Regions from separate parts of the Mus musculus genome. Here regions 1, 2, 3, 4 and 5 are each linked to region 6. The links are chromatin loops, found by intact Hi-C in ENCODE. Cell type or tissue: left cerebral cortex. All regions are shown on one strand.

Region 1 (4,000 bases), 85 kb before region 6:
GAAATGAAGGGGTTCAACCCCTAACAAAGGTAGTTTGGTTCCCTGTTTTCAGCCAGACTCTGAGAATGGCTAATGTCATAATGGCAAGCGCTGGGTCAAGATAGGAGAGCAAAGGCTGGAGAGATGGCTCAGCGGTTAGGAGCACTTGCTGCTCTTGACGAGATCCCAAGGTTGGTTCACAGCACCCACGTTAGGTGGCTTGCAACTGCCTATAAATCCAGGGAATCCAACACTATGTTCTGGCCTCTGCAGGCACCCACACTCATGCAACAACTGCACACACAGACACTCCCATGCATACGTAAATAAAAATTAAATTTAAAAGAATGTTTAATTCCATTTTTTTTTTAAATATGAGAAAGGGACTCCCTGAGGCTCTCCAGTCAGGTGACAGGTAACAGCTGATGTTCACAATCCATCCAATCAGCATCCACTCAGATGGCTAAGCCTTGTGGCGGACCTGCTTTACCCATTCTCCCAATATTCTGTCAATTATAAGCTAATAAGCACCAAAGACAGAAACTTTCATTTTAAAATATTCTGGGGTTTCTTGAGACAGAGCCTCATGTGACTCAGGTTAGCCTGGAATTCACTGTGCAGTTTACCTGCACTGGGTCGAGACCCCCCACTTTGCCTTAGGTGATCTGAAAGTGACTTCCTGTTCAGGGAGTAGCTGTGTGACTCCGTCTGAAAAGTTTTAGATGTAATGTCACCAGCGGTGACATATGGAGTGGCCAAGCAGGAAAGAAAGAAGGAAAGCTATGGCTGCACACGGAATGTGTGCACAGTGACAGGCATAGCAGAAGCCGCCACGGCAGACTCTTGCCAAAGACTCTAGGCCCGGGCTGCACCGAAAGTCTTTTGATGAGATAGAAGACAAAGTATCAGCGGTCAAAACATACAATTGTTTCCGGGACATATTTGTGTATGTGTCTTTGCATATACCCCAAGTCTCAGCATAGCTCAAGCTATGATTCAAGAGACTGGTGATTTGTCATGCTCAAAGCCTTGGTCTGCAATTCCAGCACCACGAGAAAAGGCACGCAGGTATCCAATCCCCACGCTCCGGAAGTGGAGGCAGGAGGAGCAGAAGTTCAAGGTCGGGGGGTGGGAAAGTGGGTGCTCCGTGGGTAAAGTGTCTGCCAGGGAGGAATTGAATCCAAACCCCAGAAGCCACCTGAAGCTCAGAGCAGTAGCACTCATCTGTGGCAGGAGGGGAAGCCAAGAATCAATCAGCCAGTCCAGCTCACCCAACAGAAGCCAGCAAAGAGACCCTCTGTGGAACAAGAAGAATGTAAGGACCAGCATCAATTTCCATCTGTCCTTCAACCTCCACTTGCTGTAAGCATGCTCTCTCTCTCTCTCTCTCTCTCTCTCTCCCTCTCTCTCTCTGTTTCTCTCGCTTGTGCTCTCTCTCTCTCTCTCTCTCTCTCTCTCTCATACACACACACACACACACACACACACACACACACACACACACACACAGAGTTCAAGGTTATCCTTGGCAATGCAGCAGAGGAATCACCTGGGTGCTTATCACGCATCCAGGTTCCTGAGTCCTAACTCCAGAAATTCTGATTCAATTGGGGAAGGGAAAAGAGGGTGGCAGAGTTCACAACCCAACCCGACTTGGAAACCACTTGGGAGAGGGAGTGTTTCATACCCACCATAGCAGGAGCTCAGGAGGTTTCCCTCTGTCAGCAAGCTTGAGTAACAAAAACACATGAGGCTGGGAACGTGCTAGGGACATATCAGGTAAGATTAGGATTTAAATATATCCTGGGCCTCTCCTTAAGGATCATATATGTAAGTCACAGTGTGTGTGCATATATAGAACGTGCAGGTGTAATTTAATTAAAGGCAGGGCAATCAAAGAGAAAGATTCGCACGTTCTTCCTTCCTAGGCCACTTAAGGAGTGAGGTTGCAACGAAAGTCTCTCTTTTTTTCTAAGACATTATGAAAGGGGGTTAGTGTGAACAGGGTCAGGGATCGGTAGAGACATTTTCCCTACAGAGTGGAAGGAGAGAAGCTGGCAGTCACAGAGAAGCTGGTGAAGCTCCAGGTCAGGACAAGCAGCTCACACATGCCCGCCCACCTGCTGTGAACCAGACCTGAGAGAGCACCAGCACCTGCCTGGCTACCGTGTGCCTAATCCCAGAGTTGACTCGAACAAATAACATTCATAGTCTATGATTAGACAACAGCTTTTCCAAATAGAAGCCAGTACACAGTGAGACAGGAAAAAAAAAAAAAAAAAAAAAACCCTCAGCAATCTGTCTGAAAAGTAATTCTGCGATCGATCAGCAGGTGTCGCTGTTTTGCCTACGTGAACAGGGCTCTTTGTTCTTGGCCAAGTTGCTCCGACGCTCCGCGTGCAGTTAAAGACGACCAACCCGCTCTCAAGCTTGTCCCCGAGGGACTTTAATTTGGTCCGAGACAAAGAAATTCCTTCCTCAATTTTTTAAGTGGAGAAATATAGTGAAATTATGCCCGTATTCCCTAAAAAAAAAAAAAAAAAAAAACTGTATTGACATGTCATATTGTAATTTCCAGGGAACCATATAAAACCAAGCTCACACTGGTAGCTGCAGGGGCTGAGATGAGGAAGTTGAGTTTTCGTTTTATAAGATAAAAAGAGTTGGCTCCAGCCGCATATGTAGCAGAGGATGGCCTTGTCGGTCATCAATAGGAGGAGAAGCCGTTGGTCCTGTGAAGGTTCTATGCCCCAATACAAGGGAATGCCAGGGCCAGGAAGCGGGAGGGGGTGGGCTGGTGAGCAGGGAGACGGGGGAGGGGATAGCAGGTTCTCAGAGGGGAAACCAGGAATGGGAATAACATTTGAAACGTAAATAAAGAATATATCTAGTAAAAAGATCAGGAAAAAAATATAAAAAGAGTTATTGGTATTGAACGTGGGGTGCCTTTAACACCACTAAACTGTGCACTAAAATGGTTAAAATGATAAATTTTATGGTATCTGCATTTTAAAGAGTTGGTTGTGAGAGCCTAGCTTTTGGGTTTGTTTGTGTTTGGTTTTGGTTTTGTTTGTTTGTTTGTTTTTTTTTTTCAAGACAGGGTTTCTCTGTGTAGCCCTGGCTATCCTGGAACTCACTCTGTAGACCAGGCTGGCCTCGAACTCAGAAATTTGCCTGCCTCTGCCTCCCGAGTGCTGGGATTAAAGGGGTACGCCACCACGCCCGGCTGAGAGCCTAGCTTTTAATGGCTATACCATCTCTCTAGTCCATGTTATGTATTTTTTATCACAATAAAACATTCGAATAAAATGAACAGAACAGAACAAAGCAAAACCAACGCTAAGCCTATCTCTAACCCTCCTTGTAAGTCACGTTCATGAATTGGCAACATGAGCCTAGAAAGCAGATGAATTCCAGAGATGAAGTCTGCCATCTGGTGCACAGGATGAATGGACCCCTTCTGTGAAGAACTCAGAAAGCCCGTCCTGAGCAGAGGTCAAACGTCTCCTTCTGGAAGTCCTAGGGGTGGGAAAGATACCGAAGACAGCATTTAAGCTTGTGATGGACTGAGCTTACATTTAAAGAACCCACTGTGTGAAACAGAGATCCTGGCCTTTCCCGTCATATCTGCTCCTCTAGAACTCCAAACTTAAAAATCCAGAAAAGAGTCAGTACTATTTGCTGAGCCGCCCCACCCCATATGATAATATATGTTTATTTAGACCCAGTTTTCAGCATATCCATATGGGCCTAGGGAAATGGCATTCCTTACACCCAAGTAGGTCCAAGCTTGCTGGGACATTACTTCATTAGCTTGTTTGTTTAAGACAGGGGTCTCTCTACATAGCCCAGGCTGGCTTTTCCTCCGGCCCAGCTCTTCTGGGAAACCTGCTCATTCAGGATCTCTGATACAGTAGTGCCCCAAACTAAAAACCCCTGCCCTAAGAACTCAAAATATTATCTGAAGACACTCAAAATTCCACTTAAGATTCTAATCCAATCGATCAAAGCAAATGCTGTT
Region 2 (4,000 bases), 390 kb after region 6:
TGTTTGTTTGGTTTTGTTTTTGTGGTTTTTTTTTTAAAGCACAATAATTATATTATAATTGGACCCGTGAAACTTTTCCTCTTAGGATTTTTCCTTTATTGATTCCCTTTAATACAGGATGATACTATGTAGCCCAGACTGGCCTGGGACTTTTGATATTCTTGCCTCTATCACAGCCACATGCCACCACACTTGACTCTGAAATTCTTATCAGATCCACCCAAGGTGAAATTCTACAGGGCTTTTTTCTAAGGTACAGGGTGGGAGCTGGCTCCTCTGACATTGCCTGAGGGTAATGAAGGCAGTGGTAGCTTAGGGTGCTCGGAAAGAGGAGCTACATGCTTGCTCCAAGCTCCTTGAGCCACCTGTGCCTCTCACTTGAAAAAGTTACATAACCTTGAACACGTGGCTAAGCACAGTGCTATAGCTTGATGTTGCAGTCACCTACACTTTTGCTACACTCGGTAACCGACAAACCCGGTGCCCAGCTGCTAAGGCCTCAGGAAAGAGGACCGGTTGCGAAGGATTGTGGCTGTTTGGTTTTTGTTTGTCTGGGTACAAAGATCAAGTTCTTTTTTTCCCCTCTTCTTAAATCTTAAGTCTTGACCTACTGTAGGGTATCAAGGCAGTTCACAGGTGTTTACTGGAGACCATTTGCCCTGCTCCAGGCTGTACCACATCTCATGGCTGTACCTAAGCAACAAGAGTAGACTCCACCAGTAAAGACAAACACTTTAAAACAAGCAAAGGGAGCCGGGCTACTTGTGAAGGGCTAGGGCCAAAGTGTTTCTCCACTGACAGAAAATAAAAAGGCCCACATGTACCGACTTTACCTACAGATGGCTGCAAAGTGATTCTCCTCGCTACGCTCCTATGTACTGTATGTAATTATCTGTAATTGAATTACAGTTAAAATAATCAGTTTAAAACCAAGTATTCACATCAACTACTGGACAACCAACACCATTTTTCATTAAAAAAACAAAAAACAAAAAACAAACCTGTCATATGCCGAAAAGTGGTCAAAATGGGGTGGGGTGAGCGGTGGTTAAGTGCAAACCCCACAGACATGGGAGCCATGTGCACGATGCTTACTTCTTTGAATAAATTCAAATGACAGCCCTATTTCATTTCTTCATTCGGTTTGGAGGCCAGATGGCATTAGCATCATTTACTTCACCTTGTTGTGCTTAATTACTACAATCAACACACTATTCTCCAAATTAATCATAACAAAGTAATTTCATTAGTAACACAGCAGGCTGTTGAATTATTAGCATCATAACAGTTTGCAAACAATTAAACTTTATTTGAACCTTAAAAATTTGCAGAGTGGAACATTATTGTAAGATCTAATGGCAACAGAGTACAAATTCAGTACAGAGCAAACCATCAAGCAAAATGCTATATAAAATATGACTTACAATCACCTTTCAGAAAAATTAGCTCTCTAACTGTTCATAGAAAAACAAATAAAAGCTAGGCAAACATAATGAGAACATAACAATTAGCATATTTTCTAACAAGCCCTGTTGTTTAAATTCACATTAATGATGTTATTATGATCTTGAAGAGAATGTGATGTACTGTCAAGGGTAGAGAGAAACTTCTTCATAGCACAAAGATGAGTTTATCAACTCAACAGAAAGCGCACTTAAAGCACAGGGAGTGGCAGGTTTTCTCATCTTTCCCAATTTTAAAGGCCTTTGGTTCCAGTCTTCTATCTCCCATGTATATTCACGTTTAGAAAAGAACAAAGGCCACACACGGCTCTGGGAAGAGCGGCCTCTGTGCTGGAAACGGGGGCCATCCGTTGGCAAAGGACTCCCTCTCCTGGATTAACTGGAAAAGAAGACGGAAATCACACGGCCTCTCAGTCGGCTGTGGTGGGGGAGGGGTTCCCAAGTGGGTCCACGTGCAAACGACAAGCTGCTGCCATCTGCTGGCCACTTAGGTTAAAGGCACAACCCCGTAACCATAGGCTAGGCTTGGCTTTTCAACCATGCTGGCTCTGAAAGATGAACCACTGAATTAATTTCTGCCTGTCTAACTTTTGCCAAGATGATTTCAACCTATTTAGATGACACTTTAGTAGGAAATGAGTAACTGTACAAATGTAATTTCTGAAAACTTGAACTATGTCTACATAGGTAAACAGGATTTTTTTCTTTGACTTTGGAAAATGAGTGATCACAACATACATAGTATAACAGTAAAATAAACACTCTACTATTGCCTGTAAATATAGTTTTACATAAATAGTGGAGATTTAAAAAATATTATCAGCCCATTTGCATTCCGACCTGCAAAATTAGGCAAAAGCTAGAACCTGCACTAGAATGATTCAATAGTAGATCCCATTTACTCCAAAATATCTAGTCACTGGTGCATCTGAGACAGAGTAAGGCTCTCCTGCCGTCTCTAGAGATGATTAAAAACACCCCAATTTTAACTATATATGAAAGAGTCAGGATTCTGCAACCCTTACCCATGCATCAACAGCAGTATCAGAGAGCAAGTCAGCCTTCCCTTCACTCACTGCTGGCTGCCAACTGCTGCCATCCCGCAAGAGTCTGTCTCTTCCGTTTGGTCCAGAGCAGCGCACAGGAGTTTCGGCCAGGACTGCTACTTAGCGGTGGGATTGTGATAGTGCAGTGATAGAGTCAGAGAGGTCAGCGAATACCTGCCTGCCTCGGACTCTGAAAACATGCCCAAGTTGTTTATACCATTGTATTAATGGTAAATGGGCTTTCTTATGAATCTTTGATTTCATTAAATTTAAATAAAATTATATTAGAAAACACTGGCAAGCCCATCATCAAATTAGGATACTGAAGGGCTTTCAGCAACCCGGCTCTGGTTTGATCTGTGCGCCAGCGGACAGCAGGCTGCCACTTTCCCTCTATCTGTAATTCAAGCACCGGTTTATTCTTTCTTACCTACAGCAGGTAAACCCGTGAGTCTATACAACTTCTTTAATGAAAACATGTTATTACTCTATGAAGAATAAAATACCAGGCTAAGTCATCTCTACAGCTTTAAAGAAGTCTTTATTATTGACTCAAAATGTACAAAGTCTAGGAAATTATTTGTGGCACTCTAAAAATAACTTACACCCAGCGACTAAGAGAAACAGCAACCCTCACCGGCGCTTCAATGACTAAGATTCACGTACAATCACAGTGAATTCTACCATACAAACCAAACGGGTAAATTAAAACTAATTATTATTTGCAAAACAGCAACAGGTCTTATCTCTACTGCTTGTATCTAATGTAACCCATCACTGCCTGCTCAATCTGACATCAGAGTGCTTTAGTGCGTGACTACATCGAATGGCAGCTGAGGCAGGAATGTTCACCCAAAGGAAGGTGGCTCCGAGCAGGCACTCAGGCATTCCATGTTCCAAGGCACTTGCAGACAGACACAAGACTTCTCTGCAGGCAAAAAGAGAAAGCTACATTTAAGTTTTCTTCTTCAGTAGAAATGCTCTTTATTTATCCTGCTTAGAAAGAAAAAACATTTTTACTCAAACAAAAGTGAAAATTTGCTCAACGGTTTTCAATTAATTTCCTCAGGAAGGCCATAAAAGTGGCATTTTACTAGCTAGGAGGAGGTTTACGAACACAGCTGGTTATTATCAAAGGAACTTTAAGTAATCTGTTCACTTCCAAAGTAAATTCTCTAGAGTTATTTTTAAAAATTAAAGCTGAAGCAAAACAAAATAAAACAAAAATAAAAACAGATTTGGGGCACCATACTTATGTTATCAGAAAACTACAAAGACTTAAAAAGGCAAAGACACAAGGAAGAGAGCAAGAGAACATAAGAGCTATTACAGAATATTGGATTAAAATGTACTTACCCAGACTCTCAAATATCATACATCTCCATTAGGTAGGCTTTAGGCACCAAGCCAATGGCTCCCTTCATCTCTCCTACCCACCAGCCATATCTATTGTATTCCTAATTGAAAACAATACGCAGGATTAGCCACGAG
Region 3 (4,000 bases), 110 kb after region 6:
CTGGCAGGGTAGGTTTTGAAATAATGAAGATCTTAGTAGCAAAAGCTAATTTCTCATTTAGCAATGTAATGATTATAAGTGGATCTTCTTTTAAAGTGAATATATAAAATAGAGGGTATTTTTGTTTGTTTGTTTGTTTTGTAGGAATGGTTGAGGCTTTACACAGGATCTTACTCTATAGCTCAGACTGCCTGGAATTCACCCTGTCGCCCAAACAGGTGGCAGGCAATGCTCCTGCCTCAGCTTCTTCAAGTCCTTGGGTTATAGATGCGAGCCACCACACTCAGCCGAGATGGCTTGTGTTTTGAATCTAGCAGACCCAGCTGTTTGTCAGCTTTGTGGTACCCAGAGGGACCGCCTGCTCATTCGGGGTTTACCCAGAGGAGAGGCATCGTGGCTTAGCCTAGGCTGGGGACTTAGGCTTGTTTGTTTCCCAAGTTTGTCTCAGGGCTGCTACGGGGAAACAGACGCTAGCTGGTGACAGTGTTGTCAGCTATACCTGTCAGGTGCTCTCTGGTCCTTTTCATGTCCACCCTGTTTGCCCCACTCAGAGCTGATGTCATTTCCTGGAGGAGAACCAGGGCTGACATTTGCAGATGTCTGGGATGCTTTGTGAAGAGCTGCAGGAAGTCAGTGCTGATCCACGGACGCCTGGACGTGGGGTTAAAAATGCAGTGGATGCGCTGGAGCATTGTGCATTTTAGGGCTCGTGTGTGTTTCTCACGATGGGATCTCACTGTGTAATCCAGGCTGGATTTGAACTCAGTCCTCCTGCCTCCTGCCTGAGTCTGAGATGACAGGGTGGGCAAACATGCCCACTGGAGTTTTCCTTAGTGATCCATCCTTGGAAACAATGCTTGTCGTTAGGAGAGCACAGGCCTCCCTCCTTCAGGAGTCTGGTCAGGGGAGGGCCATGCCCACCCAGGGCTAACACTGCTCATTCCTGTCGTCATGGCTTCTTCTGGGACTGAGACTGATAAGCTACATGAAAGATTTTGCAGTGCACACATAAATGCACACATGTCTCATGGCTTGCACACTACTTAGAGTAGTGAGGGTAACATCATGAGATATAATATATATATATTAAGAAAGTGCTTTTTCCCCTTAGGTGAGGCTCATGTTTTTTCTGTTTCTATACAGACAAATAGCATGTGTTTTACAATGAAAACATCTTGTGTACGAAGAAGGTATAGAGAGTTCGTGTGGCTGAGGCAAAGACTCCAAAGCAACGCGTTGCTGGTGTAAGTGACTTAAAGTTTAAATTACCGGGAGCCATGAGTCTAGTTCTGCTGAAAGTTGATAGCGTTAAGATGCGTGAGGTAAGAACAGGGCACAGGCGTGCTTCCTTTGTGCCTTCTGCATCTGAATTTAATATCCATCTCTTAGCTTTACCAGCCTTTATGGATATTAATCACGAATGGCCCCCAGAAGTGTTTAAAGACAGATTCTCCTTTAAATTAATATCACACGACAATAATTAGGTGATAGCTGTGTGATGATTATTACCGTGCACAGCACGCATGCCTTCATGTTGAGCAATGTCTGTAGCTAAGTCACTGTGATTGGTGATCGACTTTTCTCTTTCTTATCAGACAATTACCAGAACTTCCGTCTAAAAACCTGTTTTTCAACATGAACAATCGCCAGCATGTCGACCAACGCCGCCAGGGCTTGGAAGATTTCCTCAGAAAGTAAGTAAGGGCCTGCACCAGGCAAGGGATGTGGACAGAGCGGGTCTGTGTGGGAGATGATAGCTCTGATTGCTGGCCACCGACATTTATAGCCTGTGTTAGAGCGCCATCTTGTGGCTGGCATCGAATGGTACAGATGTGAACAGCGCTTGCAAATAATGCATGTCTGAATCAGAATAAACACATGGTCTCTTAAGAGCACAGTAGATACAGCGCCAGCATACACATCTGAGGCAGGAGGATTTCTGTGAGTTTGAGGCCAGCCTAGGCGTTGCAGTAAGTTCTAGGCCATTCCTTGTCAAACAAATAAAACAAATAAATATCCCAAAACAATAACTAACCCAGGCAAACAGCAACCAAGGTAAAGCAGATGGCAAGTTACGCAGGAGTCTGGCTGACAAAAGTCTCCCAGGAGATAAGCGTGCCTTGTGTTTACAGGAAACACTTCTTTAAAACTAGCTTCAGATACAGCAGTTAGAACAGCCTGGACGACCCTTCTCTGACTGCATGGCTCAGTTCGTCCTTGCAGAGGGCCGTTTGTCAAGTGCGTGTGTCGTCTGAGTGGTCTCAGTAGGTTGACTCTGGTTTCTGCGATGGGGCACGCTTCCACCCTTCCCCGGGAGCTGCCTGGAGTCCAGGCCACCAGAACTTCCCGTTGTCTCACCCCCTCCCTAGAGGCCTGACACTCACGGATTTGCACACAGATGCTGAAGCTGGGCTGCTGGGGTTCAAATCCTGGGTCTGCCACTTAAGTAGCTGGGAGTCAGGCAAGCCTTTTCCTTTCTCTGGGCCTATGTTGTCCCATCTATAAAACAGGGACAATGATGGCCCTTCCCCCATAAGGGCCGAGACAGGTAAGCGGGCTGAGAGCTGCAGAGCACTTACATAGTGTCTGACAACCTGATTTCTGAGTGTTGGCAGTTATTATTATTTTAGTACTCAGGGCTGAAACAGCTGTGAGCTTGCTTTTCCATCTTGTAGACAAGGAGACAGGCGAGTACAAGTTAGAGGCAAGGCCCCAACTGTCCGTTCTTCTGGTGGCTTTGGGATCTGAAATTACCTCCTTTTGAGTTCACTAAGTAGGACCCCGAGCTGCTCTGAAGTAGCACGCTGCTTTTCCCACGTGGCTCGCTTATAAAGGGCCTGGGTACTAAGTGTGCACATGAATATTAATATCTGTTTCTATTAGATTGGCACGGTGCCTTTCCTTCCAGGAGGTCCCTAGGACACGCAGAAAGCTGGGAGCTGATGAACTGCGGACAGGGAGGACTGACACTGGAGTGACCCCTGTGAAAAGCCCAGAGGAGCTGTTAGATGAGCTGAGGCCTCTGAAAACATCACAGCAGGGTCCTTTGTCATGTCACAGGTGTGACAGAACAAAGCGCTGGTCCAGACTTTCATCATTTCTCCCTTAGGGACAACTGGGTTTATATTATTATTATTATATATTTATATATAAATAATATATATTTATATGTTTTAATAATATATTATTTTAAAAATATAATTATTTTTATTTCATGGACATTCATGTTTTGCCTGCATGCATGGCTGTGTGTGGGTGTCAGATCCCCTGAAACTGGAGTTATAGGCAGTTGTGAGCTGCCATGTGGGTGCTGGGAATTGAACCCAGGTCCTCTGGGGGGATCAGCCAGTGCTCTTAACCCTCGAGCCATCTCTCCCGCTCCTAGGGAGAACTCTGTTAACTGTCGTCTCTAAGGTGCCCAGTGGCGAATGGCTCTCCCTTGAGATGGAGCTCACGTTTGCAGAGCAGCCTCTATTCTGGAAGCTGCTCTATGGGAGCCACAGTGTGGCCTTGTGGCCCGAGCAGGATGGGGGAATCCCATAGGCCAGGCTAGCCCTGGGGCTGGGGGTAGGGGAGTAGTGGGTGGGCGCTGTTGGGCTATTGCAGGTTCAGGGACAGCAGGTGTCTGTGTTTATGTCACTAGGGAAATGCAGGCCACTGATCACTCCTCCGTGGCTGGCCTTTTTAAAGTGTCATGTCATCTAGACTGGCCTCAAACCTGTGTACCGGAGTCTGGTCCTGATTGCCTGCCCAGACTGGGATTACAGGTGTGCACCACCGTGCCCGGCTTCCAGGGTTTGCTCCCTGCAGTGCTTTTAAGCACTGAACTTTGACAGCACTGTGCCAGTATCTGCTCCCGTGGGGACTGAGCTGCTGCAGAGGTGTTTCTGTACTGGGTATTGTTTGAATGTGGCTTTGTCACATGTCACAGAGGAGAACATCCTGCTTCGAGAGCTCAAGGAACTTGGGTCTCCCATCAGCCCTGGCTCTTGATGTTTTC
Region 4 (4,000 bases), 84 kb after region 6:
CACAGAAGCGTGGTCTACTTGGGGACTTTACATTCTGCTTACCTGATCCGTATACCGGCTTCCTTTGCCCGTGTGCCTGTAGCATTTTGTGCTTCATAGTACTGCAGCTTTGGAGTTGGTTTGCAAATCAGGAAGTAGAAGCCCTTCTTCCTGCTTCCTTTTCAGGATTGTTTTAACTATACTAGGTCTCTTGTCAGCAAATAAAAAGTATATATCCGAATATAGATGTGGGGTAATCTAGGCTGGCCTGGAACCCATTATATAGCTGAGACTGGCCTCAGGCTTATGACAGTCTTGTCTCAGACACTTAAATGCTAGGGTTATAGATGTGAGCTACTACACTCAGTTCAGAAAGTCATTTGAAGAAAGACGTTGCCTGGGCTAGTGAGTGCCCAAATGTTTTCTGAGCCATGAACAACATAGGATGTTTTCTCCATAGCTAGATTTCCTTTAATTTTCTTTTTGTGGGGGTAAGGAAGGGCTGTTGTGACTGTGTCACATAGCCAAGGCTGACCTTGAACTCCTGGTCCTATGTCTTCTGAGTGCTGAGATTTCTTTGACAGTGTTTTGTCTGTTAGTTCTGATTATATATATATAAATGCTGTTTTAAATTTTAATTCAAATTTATTTTATTGAGTCTCATGCAATTCATGCTTGTGTGGGGCTTGCTGTTAAGTTCTTTTTTTTTTTTTTTTTTTCCGAGACAGGGTTTCTCTGTATAGCCCAGGCTGTCCTGGAACTCACTTTGTAGACCAGGCTGGCCTCAAACTCAGAAATCCACCTGCCTCTGCCTCTACCTCCTGAGTCCTGGGATTAAAGACGTACGCCACCACGCCCGGCCTGCTGTTAAATTCTTGATCCCCCACCCCTCCTCCACCTCCCAAGACCTAAGCTTGAATCTGTGTGCCTCCACTCCACACCAGGTGAAACCCTATCTTTAAAAAAAAAAAAAATCCTTTGGCAAGGATCAGGAGGGGCATGAGAGAACTCCAAATACCCTGCTGTCAGTCAGTTTCCCCTCTTTTTATTTACTTGCTTATTTTTGAAACAGTCATACTTAGTAGTCCAGGTTAGCTTGGATTGGGCAGCATCCTTCTGCCTCAGCCTCCTGAAGAAGAGCTGGATCACAGCCATGAACTACCACGCCTGCATTTACCAGCTGTTCTAAAATGGAAATAAGCAGCCGGGCGTGGTGGCGCACACCTTTAATCCCAGCACTCGGGAGGCAGATGCAGGCGGATTTCTGAGTTCAAGGCCAGCCTGGTTTACAAAGTGAGTTCCAGGACAGCCAGGGCTATACAGAGAAACCCTGTCTCGTAAAAACAAACAAACAAAAACAACAACAAAAAACAAACAAATTAAAAAAAAAAAGGAAATAAGCAAGAGGGACTCAAATAGATCATGAGGGAAGGGAGCCATGTAGCATAAAGATCTCTGAGAAGGTGGGAGGGGTACTTGCTAGGAGGCGAGGGCTGTTTCACCGCCCACAAGGACATCCTTATTACCAGCATGTCGCTCGCTCTGGTGGCCGCCCCGGCCTGCCTCTGCTGTTCCTGTAAGTTCTGTCACCTTTCCTCCTCACGGTGGTTCATTTCCCATCTTTGTACTGCAATGGCGTCTTTTCTAGCGTGAGGAGGAAAGTCCCCAATGCGTTCGCTGTGCAGATCTGCACCCTGTTCCAAGCAGAACGTTGTCAAAATAGTTGTGAAGTTCATTTTTTTCTTGTCTGCTAATTTTAAACCCTAAATTTGGTCACGTTTGGCACCACAAGTTTAACTTCTAACACATGTTTTAGAGATTTGAACGTTAGTGCTTGGTTGATTTTTTTTTTTTTCTTTTTCATACAAATAGCCTCTAAAAGTCTGTGCTGGTTTGACTAGAAATGGCTTATAGGCTCATATTTGAATGTTTGAGGTTCCAAGTGGGCTGTTTAGGAAAGATTAGGGGGTGTAACCTTGTTGGAGGAGCTCTGTCACTGGGGGTGAACGTTGAGGTTTCAAAAACCCCCACCACTACGTGTAAGCAGTAACAACTGCTCCAGAGACATGCCTGCCTGCCGCCATACCTTTTACCTTGATGACCAAGGACTAAGTCTCAAATTGTAAGCAAGCCCTCAGGTAGTGCCTGCTAGCTTTATCTCTTCCTCCCTCCCTCTCCTCCCCTCCTTACCCCTCCTCTCACCCCTCTTCCCCTCCCTCCCTCTCTCCCTCCTTCCTTTCGTTCTTTCCTTCTTTCGACCGGGTTTCTCCATGTAGCCTTGCCTGTAGACCAGGCTGGCCCCAGACTCAGAGATCCGCCTGGGATTAAAAGCCGTGGCACCACGCCTTTCTAGTGTTTCTTTATAAGTTGCCTTGGCCTTGGTGTCTGCTCACAGCAATGGAACAGTGACTCAGACCAAATTTTGGTATGCTAGCTCAAAGCATGCAGGTCCCTGCGTCAGACCCAGCGGCAGCACACACAGGCGCCGGGTCTGTGACAGGCATTGTTCAGGCCCATACCTTTTTCTCCACATCTTTTTACTATTAACCTCTGAGCCGTTTGGCTGGGACATCCTTATCTCTCCCATTTCCGGTAACCGCTTTCCCGGCTTATTTCCCTAAGTGCTTCCAAGCAGTGCCCCGAGGTTTCCTGGTTCAAATGCCTGCCGAGAGCTACAATTATCTAACCACGGGGTGGTACCTGAGGCACCCAGCTTGTGGGTTGGCTTCTCCGGAGTCCAACACACATCCTTGGTGTTGCAACTCATCCTTAGGGAGGGTCACAAAAGTAGGGTAAAGGGACTGTAGCCCTGGACAGGATCCTGTCCTCCGAGAGCCCTGGGGGCCCTGGGGATGTGTGGGAGCGTGCTTGCCCTGCCCAGTGCAGAGCAGGTAAGAAAACTGCTCCCCAGAAAACCTAGTGAAATACCTAGTGTCCTTGAGAATATGAGCATAAGAAGTCAGCAGTCACTTAAAACTTTAAATTAGAAAAATAGCCGAGGGTGCTGGAGAGATGGCTCAGCGGTTAAGTGCACTGAGTGCTCTTCCCAAGGTCCTGAGTTCAAATCTCAGCAACCACATGGTGGCTCACAACTATCCGTAATGAGATCTGATGCCCTCTCTGGTGTGTCTGAAGAGAGTAACGGTGTACTTAGATATAATAATAAATAAATCTGAAAAGAAAAGAAAAGAAAAAAGGAAAGAAAAGAAAAGAAAAGAAGGGAGGGGAGGGGAAAGGGAAAGAAAATAGCCGAGTATCTTATGAGAAAGTGGAGCACAGAGAAGCGAAGCTAACTTAGTTCCTGTGAGTGTTTGGGTGTGTGCGTGTGTGCCTGTGCGTGCGTGTGCGTGTGTCGGTTATCTAGCTGGTTACTTGGAGGAGCGGGTTCTCCCACTGCTCGCATGCAGGGGGTTGAATTTAGGTTGTTGTGCTTGGCAGTGAGCACCTCTGTTACGTCACCTTTCTCGTCCCTGTATTTGCCTGCATGTATGTATGTGCATACCTGGCACACAGCTCAGAAGAGGTCACTGGATCCCTGGAACTGGAGTTATGGATGGTTGTGAGCCTTCCTGTGGCTGCAGAGAATCCAGCATCACTGAGCCATTTTTCCAGCTCCCAATTTTTTTTTTTTGAGGAAGAGTTTCACTTTGTCTTGCGCGCGCTGGACTGGCCAGCAGTAACGACGCTGCAACAGGATCCTTCTGCACACGTTTATTGGGAGAGCTTGATTGCAGAGGCGAAGAGACCCCCAAGCCCAGAACTGGTGCTGCTTATATAGGCCTAGGAGAGGCATGTCTCACACCCGGATTGGTTATGCACTAAGCCTCATTTGCATGTTCCTCATCTGATTGGCTACTCTCTCGCTGTACCTCACAGAGCCTCATTATCATACCTCATTTGCATGTCTCACATCTGATTGGTTATACTCTCAAAGCCTCATTATCATGCCTGGGCCAGGCAGTGTCTTTGCAAAAAACTTTACTGCATATGTACACATTGGTTGTTTGTCCAAACTTATGCG
Region 5 (4,000 bases), 260 kb before region 6:
GTCTTGTCTCAGAGAAGTCGCCGCCTCACTGTTTTCCAGCTGAGCAAACAGACATGGAGTCAGGGAAACTGGAGCTCCAACCCAGGGCTTTCCAGCCTTGCAGCCTGTCTTTGTTCACCTGCTTGGCTAATACCATTATGCAAATGGACTTCCCTAAACAGAGATGGGAAAGACTCCTCCAGCTTTTAGCTTTCATCACTGAACCTAGCTGTGGCAAACGCACACTAGACTGTCCTCCTGACCTTCACTTTCCCTGCACCCACCTGTGATAATGAGGTGGCCCTGACTTACAGGACACTTCCAGCCTAGATGCCAACGCTATAGTCACATAAGAACACGGAGCCAGACAAGGCGCTTTATGATGAAAGTCCTTGCAAGGACTCCCCGATTGTGGAAAGTAACTGCCATTCTCAGGGCACCTGCAGTCTCAGCCCCTCTGCCAAGCACGCCCCCCACGCCCTCTCCAGTCCCATGAAGAAGAGATTATCACGTCTGCCTTACAGGAGAAAGGACTAAGACTGAGAGAAGTCACAAAGCACGCCTGAGGTTAGCATCGCCCAACCAGAGCTTTGTCTGAGGATAGGACAGAGTCCTCTGTCCTTCCACCCTGTGCCTCTTCCTTGATATCCAAGCTCTTTATCTCCCTGTTCCTGGAAAGCCAGGAAAGGGAATTTGAGACTCATCTCACTGATAATCTGGTGTCAGCTCCAGCTGGTACCGGGGGAGGGGGGGCGGGGTGGGGTGCGGGAAGGCGAGAGCGGGGGAGGGTATAGGCTGCTCCTCATGCCTCTCCTCTGCCTTACTCCTTGGAACCCTCCTGGGCTCCTTGTAGGACCCCAGAAGCTCACCCCCTCCCTGCTGTGCTGGCTCTCTGCTCTTTCCCACTCTACCCGTGCCATGTCCCGCTCCCCCTTGCCTCCTCTGCCGCTGCAGCCCTCCAAAGTCGTGGCTTCTGGGGACGTCTCTCCTCCTCCCTCTCAGCCTGGGTGCTTCCTCTTATGTTACATTTGCTTCATACGGTGAGCACTGCCAATGTGTCTCCGCCCGAGGTCTGGAGTTCCTGAAGGCCATGGATAACATTTAGCCCTTTAAAAAAAAAAACCCTGCCAATTGCACTAAATTGACCTCCCCCCTCTTAAATAATTCTAAGTGTAATTTTAGTGTCAGTGTTTAGGCATCAGAGTCCTGCCGTTTGGATTATTGTGGATTTATCTGATCTATTTATTCTCACAAACTAGACTGGTTCTGTATATCTTTTATATAAATGAATGGTTCTCAACAAAAAAAAAGAAAATGGCTTAATTATTACATGTGATAATAAATCTCTAAAATTAAAATTAAAACTGTCCTCTGTTAGACCGATTTATAAAGAATATCTTTATGGACAAAAGAAACTGCTTAATAATCTGCTTTCTGAAAAATAGTTTTTAAAGGAAAGCCATTAATATTTTTTGAGGTGAAAAGGCTTCTTTCCAATGTAATACTGCTTTCAGTTTAAATCCTATGCTAACATTGACATACAATTGCTTTCATAGTGTGGTAGTGCGCCAGTTGGAAGGGGGGAAGAGGGAGGGAGGGAGGGAGAGAGGGAGAGAGGGAGGGAGGGAGGAAGAGAGAGAGAGAGAGAGGGAGAGAGGGAGGGAGGGAGGAAGAGAGAGAGAGAGAGAGAGAGAGAGAGAGAGAGAGAGAGAGAGAGAGAGAGAGGGGGGGGGGGGGGAGAGGGAGAGGGAGAGGGAGAGGGAGGGGGGTTGATGCAGCCTGTAAGGACGCCTCTCTAAAAGAATCTAGCTCAGGCTCATAAATAAGTCAAGATTATGCTAATGACTAGGGCGGAACACAATTCAGGCTTTGCCAATTCCATAAAATAGACACCAGGGGGCACTACAGGACCACGTTTTGCAATTTCAGGAGCCATTTTTTTTCCACCTCAAATTGAACAACCATTTCTTGAAGAAAACAAACAAATAAAAACAAACCAAGACAAAATAAAAATTGTTAACCTTCTGAGCACCGGAAGTTATTTTGTTTATTGTTTTAGATATCCCATCATTACAAAGATTAACTAGGGAGGCTTACAAGGTTATTTGAAAAGACAATGTGCTAAGAAAGGCAGTTTGTCTTCCTCTTCACGTTGCTTTGTGTAGGATCTCTCTCTCTCTCTCTCTCCTCTCCCACTCCCGTGTGTGTGTGTGTGTGTGTGTGTGTGTGTGTGTGTGTGTGTGTGTGTTGTTGTTGTTGTTGTTGTTGTTGTTGTTTACTAGAGAAGAAACCATTTAGGAAATATCACATTTATTCTGCTGTACTTCCCCCACATAGCCTCCATGTTTCCAGCATTATCTTAATTGTTATTACCCAGGTATCAGCTTTCATTCATCTTCTAATCCAATCAGTAAATAGTTGTGGAAACCCTTCATGGCTGCCATATTCTGGACACACCAGGCACCGGAGTCGAGTCCCGTGGCCCAGGTCTGAAGTAAAAAAAATTAAATGATTTTTTAAAAAGATTGTTTCTTTTTACTGCCTCTAGAAATACATATTAAAAAAGAAAAACAGTAAAGCCACTGCTTTCTGTATGTGGCAGTCTCAGACAGAACAAAGATAATTTGCTGGGGCTTTTTGCTAAGTGCCTGGATTTCTATTGATCAGAGAAAATGGGCGCCGTGGGCTGGGGGATTTTTTTGCTTTTCTTTTCCAAATCCCAGGTCCATCAAAATGCATAACTGAAATTTAGCAAGAGATTGGGAAAACTAAAGCCGTTCTTGCTGTCTCGAGGAAGATGGTCTCTGGACCCGGCTGGGCCTCGCTGGCACCCATGGCTAATCCAAACAGGACAAAGAGAGTGTTCCTTTCTTCCTCTCATCCAGTCCCAAAGGCTCCCACGACTAAGCATGCATTGTCACATGCGCATTGTTGTCTCTTGTTTCATCTCATGGTCACAGTGACCCCATGAGATAGCCCATTTCCCACAGGACAATTGGAGGCTTAATTCTTAGCCCAAGATCACACAACAATATTCAAAATCAAGTCTTCTGGCCTCCAAAGATCAAAAGTCCTGAATTATTAGAGATCACTCATTAAATAGCTGTCAACTGACTCATCTCCATGTTTAGGTCAGCAATGCAAATGGCTGACCCACCTACAAATGGCTGACCCGCCTTTATGCATGCCCAAGCCCATTCAATCTTCTTCCTGTGCAAGGTGCCGTGGCCCAGTCTCTCTCCAGGTGAGGTTTGGACTCAACAAAGGTTTAAGGAATGTGAGCAGGTCTGCCTGTCACCTGCAAGGTCCTCTATCTGTGTCAGCAGAATACAGACACCCAGCAGCAAGCCCTTGGCTCCATGGGGCCACAGCATGAAAGTCAGCAGGTCCCCCTGAGTTGCTGTGTGAGAGGTACCCTCTCAGGGCACTGACAAACTCAATCAGGGAGGACCATGATCAAGGTGTGACTTCGACTGTGCTAAGCCACTGTGATTGACTAGGGACTAGGGACATTAGTCAGTCAGCACTCACTAACTAATATACTAGGAAGACTATGGCTTCCGTGAAATAAAAAATGGAGATTTGACCATTAGGATCTTGAAGTCTCACTTAGTTCTCTGTAGTGACAGTCTACTTGGGTGTTGGGAAGTGTCAAAGCCAGGGTGTCCTCCACACCTGAGAAATCTTGGGATTCCTATGACATTCTTTCTACCCTTCCAGCCCCTGCCCTTCACCACTCATGTTTACAGGTAGGACCAAGCTGTCTCTGCTAAGAGGCTCTTTGTCCACAGTTTTACCCATCCAAGACCCCTTTTTTCCCCATAACGCCTCTCCCGTGTGTTCTAGACAGTTCTAAGCAAACACACACTGTCTTCAACCTCAGCAGCAGTGTGGACAGCTTCTGGGGGCTCTGCTCGCTGGCCACAGCCTCCCCACCCACTTCTGCCCACCTAGTGACCTTCGTGGGAACTTAGACCCACAAAATTCTTCCGCCAAAAGGGGGGCTGAGGACAGGCCTGGA
Region 6 (4,000 bases):
TCCCCATTGCTCATAGTAGTTTCTCAAACTTTCTTCTGTGGTTTCAAAGCTTAAGCCACCAATAAAGAGCTTTCGGAACTGTTCCTTTTCTCTCTGCAAAGGGAAATACCATTTCAATTTTTATTTACACTTTCTTTGTATGCAGGAAATTAAATTCTTAAATATGAGGTGACCTGCTGGTAGAGTACCTTTTTCCTCTCCAAAGGAACAGTTTCTAAAGTTTTCTGGGGGGGAGAAAAAAAACTTACATCAAATTTAAACCATATGTTAAACTGCATATTAGTTGTGTTACACCAAAAATTGCCTGAGCTATACAAGTTTCAAAGTCACTAATATTCGATCTAACTTCTAATTCACGTAAACTTTCTTAGATTTTCTTCAAAAAAATTCAGAAAAACCATACCCAGCTCTTAGGTCATTTAAAGGGTATTAAAGAATTCTTTTGTAATTCATTAAATTCTACAACCCAAGTCCAAAATTTACTACTTTTTAGATTTAAAAAAAATTTAAAAAACCTGTTTCCAAATTCACCACTTCCAAGATTCAGTTTCTGAAAAGTGGCATATTTGCTTTTCCCTGAGCTGCCCCCTCTGGTGTTAATTGTAAGTATCTCAAGATGAAAAAAAAAAATCCTGCAACTCTGAAACAAGCTCCATGAAGAATGCTGAAACTCCAGATATCACCTTAAATCTGGTTTTGTCAGGCACTTAATACTGGCTTTCCAATAGCTAAGTACAAAAACTTATCAAGATGTTCATAAATTAGGTCATACTATCCAGGACCTATGACTGCACAACGAAATGAAAAAGCAAAATTATAAAACAAATCCGTTATTTTACTGTATAGCCTAAATTTGTAAGTTTCTCCAAAATGTGCTCAAAAAGCCAATGTTTACAATTTTTAGGTTTTGAAATGTTTAATAAAAACGACCAAAATTGTTTTAAATAGTCAAAATAGTTACAAAAGCCTTAATCAGGACTCCAAATAGTGTTTCTGGTAGCTCTACTAAAATGTCAGTAAATTGGCTTTCCTTAAACTAAGTTGCAAGTATTAAATACACCTTGTTTTTTCATATCACTAACGAAAGCAAAAGCTCTTTACTTACCTCGGGTTTTTTCCAAACTTACCAGACGTCCACTATCGATTATAAACAAGGTTATTTTATTTATAAGTGTGCTTAGAGTCAAAGAAAATAACCAAGGAGACCCCTTTCAATTCGAAAGCTAATGCTTATCAGTGTAATGATGCATCATAATTTCAAACAAATAAAAAATAAAAAAACCGAATGACCACGCTCAAACACTGTGACCCCAAACTAAGTTTTTATATAGCCAGGACGTGGATTTTCGTCCACTGAACCAGGCTTTAAGCGAAGGCTAACTATGAAAAGTCAGCTATTTCACTTCCTTAAAGTGAACACCACGTGCTAAGGATCCGTTGACTTTACCAACAAATTCGAAGATTCCCTTAAAAATGCTTATAATTTGAATTATTTCGATCCGAGGATCCTTTAAGCAGATAAAAGTTCTGCAATAAAAGGAAAGTAACCCTGCACTCAACATAGCCTCCCTAGCTTCCTGATGAGCGCTCCCATTTTTTCCACTTTGACTTCCTCCTACTATACTAATGCTCAAGTGCTTTACTACAGCACCCGTAATCTTACGTATTATGAAAAATAAAACGGTCTCTTTGCAGCGACGCTGCCTTCAGCCACCCGCCCAGGCCTCGGTTGTACTACGTTCTCTCTGCCTGTTCCAGTAAAGCTCGTGGAGCGCCGCCACCCCGCCCCCACCCCGCGCCTCGGTGGCTTCAGAAAGCAATGGCGCCATTTCGTCGAGGGGAAGGCAGAGAGCCTTTAGCGAGGTGCGCAGGACGCTGAAGACCCAAGCTCAAAACGCTAAATCCACCTCGAAACGGTATGAAGACTTCCAAAAGAAAGGAAAATCGCTAAACACGTCTACGCAGTGGTGAAAAAAGAAAACCAAACTAGTAAACCTAAAGCGTTGAAAGCAAAATCGTGGCGAGGAAGGAGACGGGAAAATGGCGGCCGCCAAATCCGGTTCCCGGGAGAGGGGGGAGGGGAAGCTTCGCAGACTCGCTCCGGGAAGCCGGGGGGGCCCCAGAAACGTTCCGCCGCGAACACAACCGAGCCCCTAGGCCCGCGCACATCGAAAGGCCAGCGATGGCCCGCTCACGCGCTACTTTAGCGGTCCAGCCCGGTCGCGGCGGGCACTTCCCATCCCCCACCCCAACTGAGGGAAATGGCGCCGGGCGGCTGAGGGCGGGGAAGGCGGTCGGACAATCAGAGGCCTCCTCCAACGACCCCTCAGAAACTCGCCAAGGCCAACCGCCACTCGAGTGGCCGCATCCCCTCCGCCGGACCACGGAGGCGGGTGGCCGGTTTCCATTGCGGTGCCTACGGCCTCGCCATGCCATTTTTAATAACTCATTGATTTCAAACCCGTTACCTCCATCGCGGACTCAGTCGCTTCAGCCCGATTTCCCGCAGCCGAGCGAGATGAGAAAGACCTCCGCGGACGGACGCGCACGGGACTCGTCCTGGCGCTGTGGGGAGAGCAGGCGATGGCCAAGAAACTGGGCCGCAAAGGAGCTCCTGCACACGGGACCGGCGCCGCTGCTACTGCCGCTGGAGCCGAGACCGCCGCTTTTCTAGAACCTTCCCCCCACTAACGCGTCTCCGCTTACGTCACGCCGTTACGTAAACGCCCTAACCGCCGCCAATGGCGGGAAGGGCCTACACTCTCCTTACGCCAAGTACGTGACACTCCCCCTTTAGGTACAGCGGGACTGCTTTACATCACTTGCGCAACTGTGTTCCGTGAATTGCGGAAGGCTCGCGCTCGGCGTGTTACTACGTCCGGAACTAGGTCCGGCCCCCACCTCCGCGTAGGGAGCGGAGAAACGGTCGCGCAGTTTGAAATAACGCCGTCGGGAGGGGCTTAGGCCGGCGCTGGGGCGTGCGGCCCTCTCCACCCAAGCGTGCTCTCTGCAGCTACGCCTTTGCCAAGCCCGTCCGCACAAATATTCTCGAACCACACAAATATTTCTACACGTCCCAAAGGGGTTCTCACTCGGTCCCTCCCAGAAGGACTTTTAGTCCAAGTACCACCCCGGATGCCACAAGCCTTGGGATCCCGCGCCTAGTGAGAGGTGGTGCTTAAAGAACCCCGCTGTTTATCTCCCCGGCCTTCAAGATCCGGGCAAGGAGGTGGGTGGAGCCCCGCTTTGGCGCGCTCCGAGACGCAGAGAGGCCTCCGCGGTCCTTCCTGCCCGCCTTCCCCCCCCTCCCCCCAGCCAGGAGACCCCCTGGGCGCCACGCCGCGGACGGTGAGCATTGCGCGCGCCGCCCCCCGCAGGACGCGTTCCCGGCGGGCCCCGCGCGGCCAGGGCGTGGGCGGTGCTCCCCCTCCCCCCCGGCGGAGCTGCCCGCGCCCCCTCCCCTCGGATGTGGCTGAACCGAAGCGCGCAGGCGGGAGACTCTGCAGGATCCGCGGCCCTGAGCATCGGAGCGGTGAAGTTCGTGCCTTTGCTTTTTTTCGATCTTGCGTGTGGTGGGGTTTAGGATGCTCCGTGCGTCCGAGCTTGCGGGGAGGCTGCGAGCCCCGTGGGCCGCGGGCTGCGGGAAACCGGCTGGGGCCTCGCTGAGGCGGGCGCCGCGCCGGTGCGTGGGGGAGATGGGACAATTGTGCATGAGGGTGGGAGCCGGATGACAGCTACCGAGACTCCAGACAAAGCGCGGGCCTCCCCTCCCCCAGCCTCGTCGCAGGCCCGCAGGGAGAGAGCGGTTCAGGCTCTGCAGCTGCGAGGCCCGAGGCTCCGGGCTGCGGCGCGCTCCCGGCTACGTGGCCGCCGCCGGATGGGGGAGGCGCGGGCCCGTGGCGCAGTGCCCTTGAGCCCCCGCCGCCGCCTTTGTTTCTCCCCGCGGAGGCGCTGACCACGAGGCCCGCGCTCTCGGGTGGGGGACGGGCTCCCGACCGGG

Evidence for each region. Peaks named below come from ENCODE experiments on the same cell type or tissue, not always from the same donor. Only the 100,000 strongest peaks of a DNase experiment are listed, where the experiment ranks them.
Region 1: a loop joins it to region 6, with 5 times the contacts of the local background. A loop is called at or near these places in 11 of 42 quality-filtered maps.
Region 2: a loop joins it to region 6, with 4 times the contacts of the local background. A loop is called at or near these places in 7 of 42 quality-filtered maps.
Region 3: it touches region 6 in a loop (3-fold over the local background); 7 of 42 quality-filtered maps call a loop at or near these places.
Region 4: a loop joins it to region 6, with 2.2 times the contacts of the local background. A loop is called at or near these places in 4 of 42 quality-filtered maps.
Region 5: it touches region 6 in a loop (4-fold over the local background); 2 of 42 quality-filtered maps call a loop at or near these places.

What each region holds. Positions count from the first base shown.
Region 1 is chr6:51,381,838-51,385,837 of GRCm38, forward strand. All of the region lies in intron 1 of Gm6559 (predicted gene 6559), which reads left to right. Among named protein-coding and RNA genes, the nearest start is that of Gm6559, 4.1 kb to the left of the region's middle. In left cerebral cortex, a CTCF peak has its summit at 2,319 (motif pointing right); DNase peaks (open chromatin) are centred at 2,318 and 3,347.
Region 2 is chr6:51,856,134-51,860,133 of GRCm38, forward strand. Skap2 (src family associated phosphoprotein 2) reads right to left here. Exons shown (of 13, transcript NM_018773.2): 12 at 3,866-3,966; 13 at 3,032-3,437. The coding sequence ends at 3,874. Among named protein-coding and RNA genes, the nearest start is that of Gm38811, 150 kb to the left of the region's middle. RefSeq lists an enhancer at 1,102-2,481. In left cerebral cortex, a CTCF peak has its summit at 1,909 (motif pointing left); DNase peaks (open chromatin) are centred at 439 and 1,892.
Region 3 is chr6:51,578,707-51,582,706 of GRCm38, forward strand. Snx10 (sorting nexin 10) reads left to right here. Exons shown (of 7, transcript NM_001127349.1): 4 at 1,144-1,244; 5 at 1,596-1,694. Among named protein-coding and RNA genes, the nearest start is that of Snx10, 57 kb to the left of the region's middle. In left cerebral cortex, a CTCF peak has its summit at 1,819 (motif pointing left); a DNase peak (open chromatin) is centred at 1,785.
Region 4 is chr6:51,551,671-51,555,670 of GRCm38, forward strand. All of the region lies in intron 1 of Snx10 (sorting nexin 10), which reads left to right. Among named protein-coding and RNA genes, the nearest start is that of Snx10, 30 kb to the left of the region's middle. In left cerebral cortex, no CTCF peak of the experiment used is centred here; DNase peaks (open chromatin) are centred at 1,654 and 2,451.
Region 5 is chr6:51,207,316-51,211,315 of GRCm38, forward strand. Gm32403 (a long non-coding RNA gene) reads right to left here and starts at 36. Exons shown (of 4, transcript XR_001785436.1): 1 at 1-36. In left cerebral cortex, a CTCF peak has its summit at 1,882 (motif pointing right); a DNase peak (open chromatin) is centred at 1,873.
Region 6 is chr6:51,467,203-51,471,202 of GRCm38, forward strand. Hnrnpa2b1 (heterogeneous nuclear ribonucleoprotein A2/B1) reads right to left here and starts at 2,643. Exons shown (of 12, transcript NM_001374745.1): 1 at 2,469-2,643; 2 at 189-224; 3 at 1-93. The coding sequence starts at 2,474. It overlaps Cbx3 (chromobox 3), which reads left to right and starts at 3,414. Exons shown (of 6, transcript NM_007624.4): 1 at 3,414-3,537. In left cerebral cortex, a CTCF peak has its summit at 592; DNase peaks (open chromatin) are centred at 1,865, 2,004, 2,816, 3,421 and 1 more place; H3K4me3 peaks cover 4,000 bases; H3K27ac peaks cover 2,665 bases.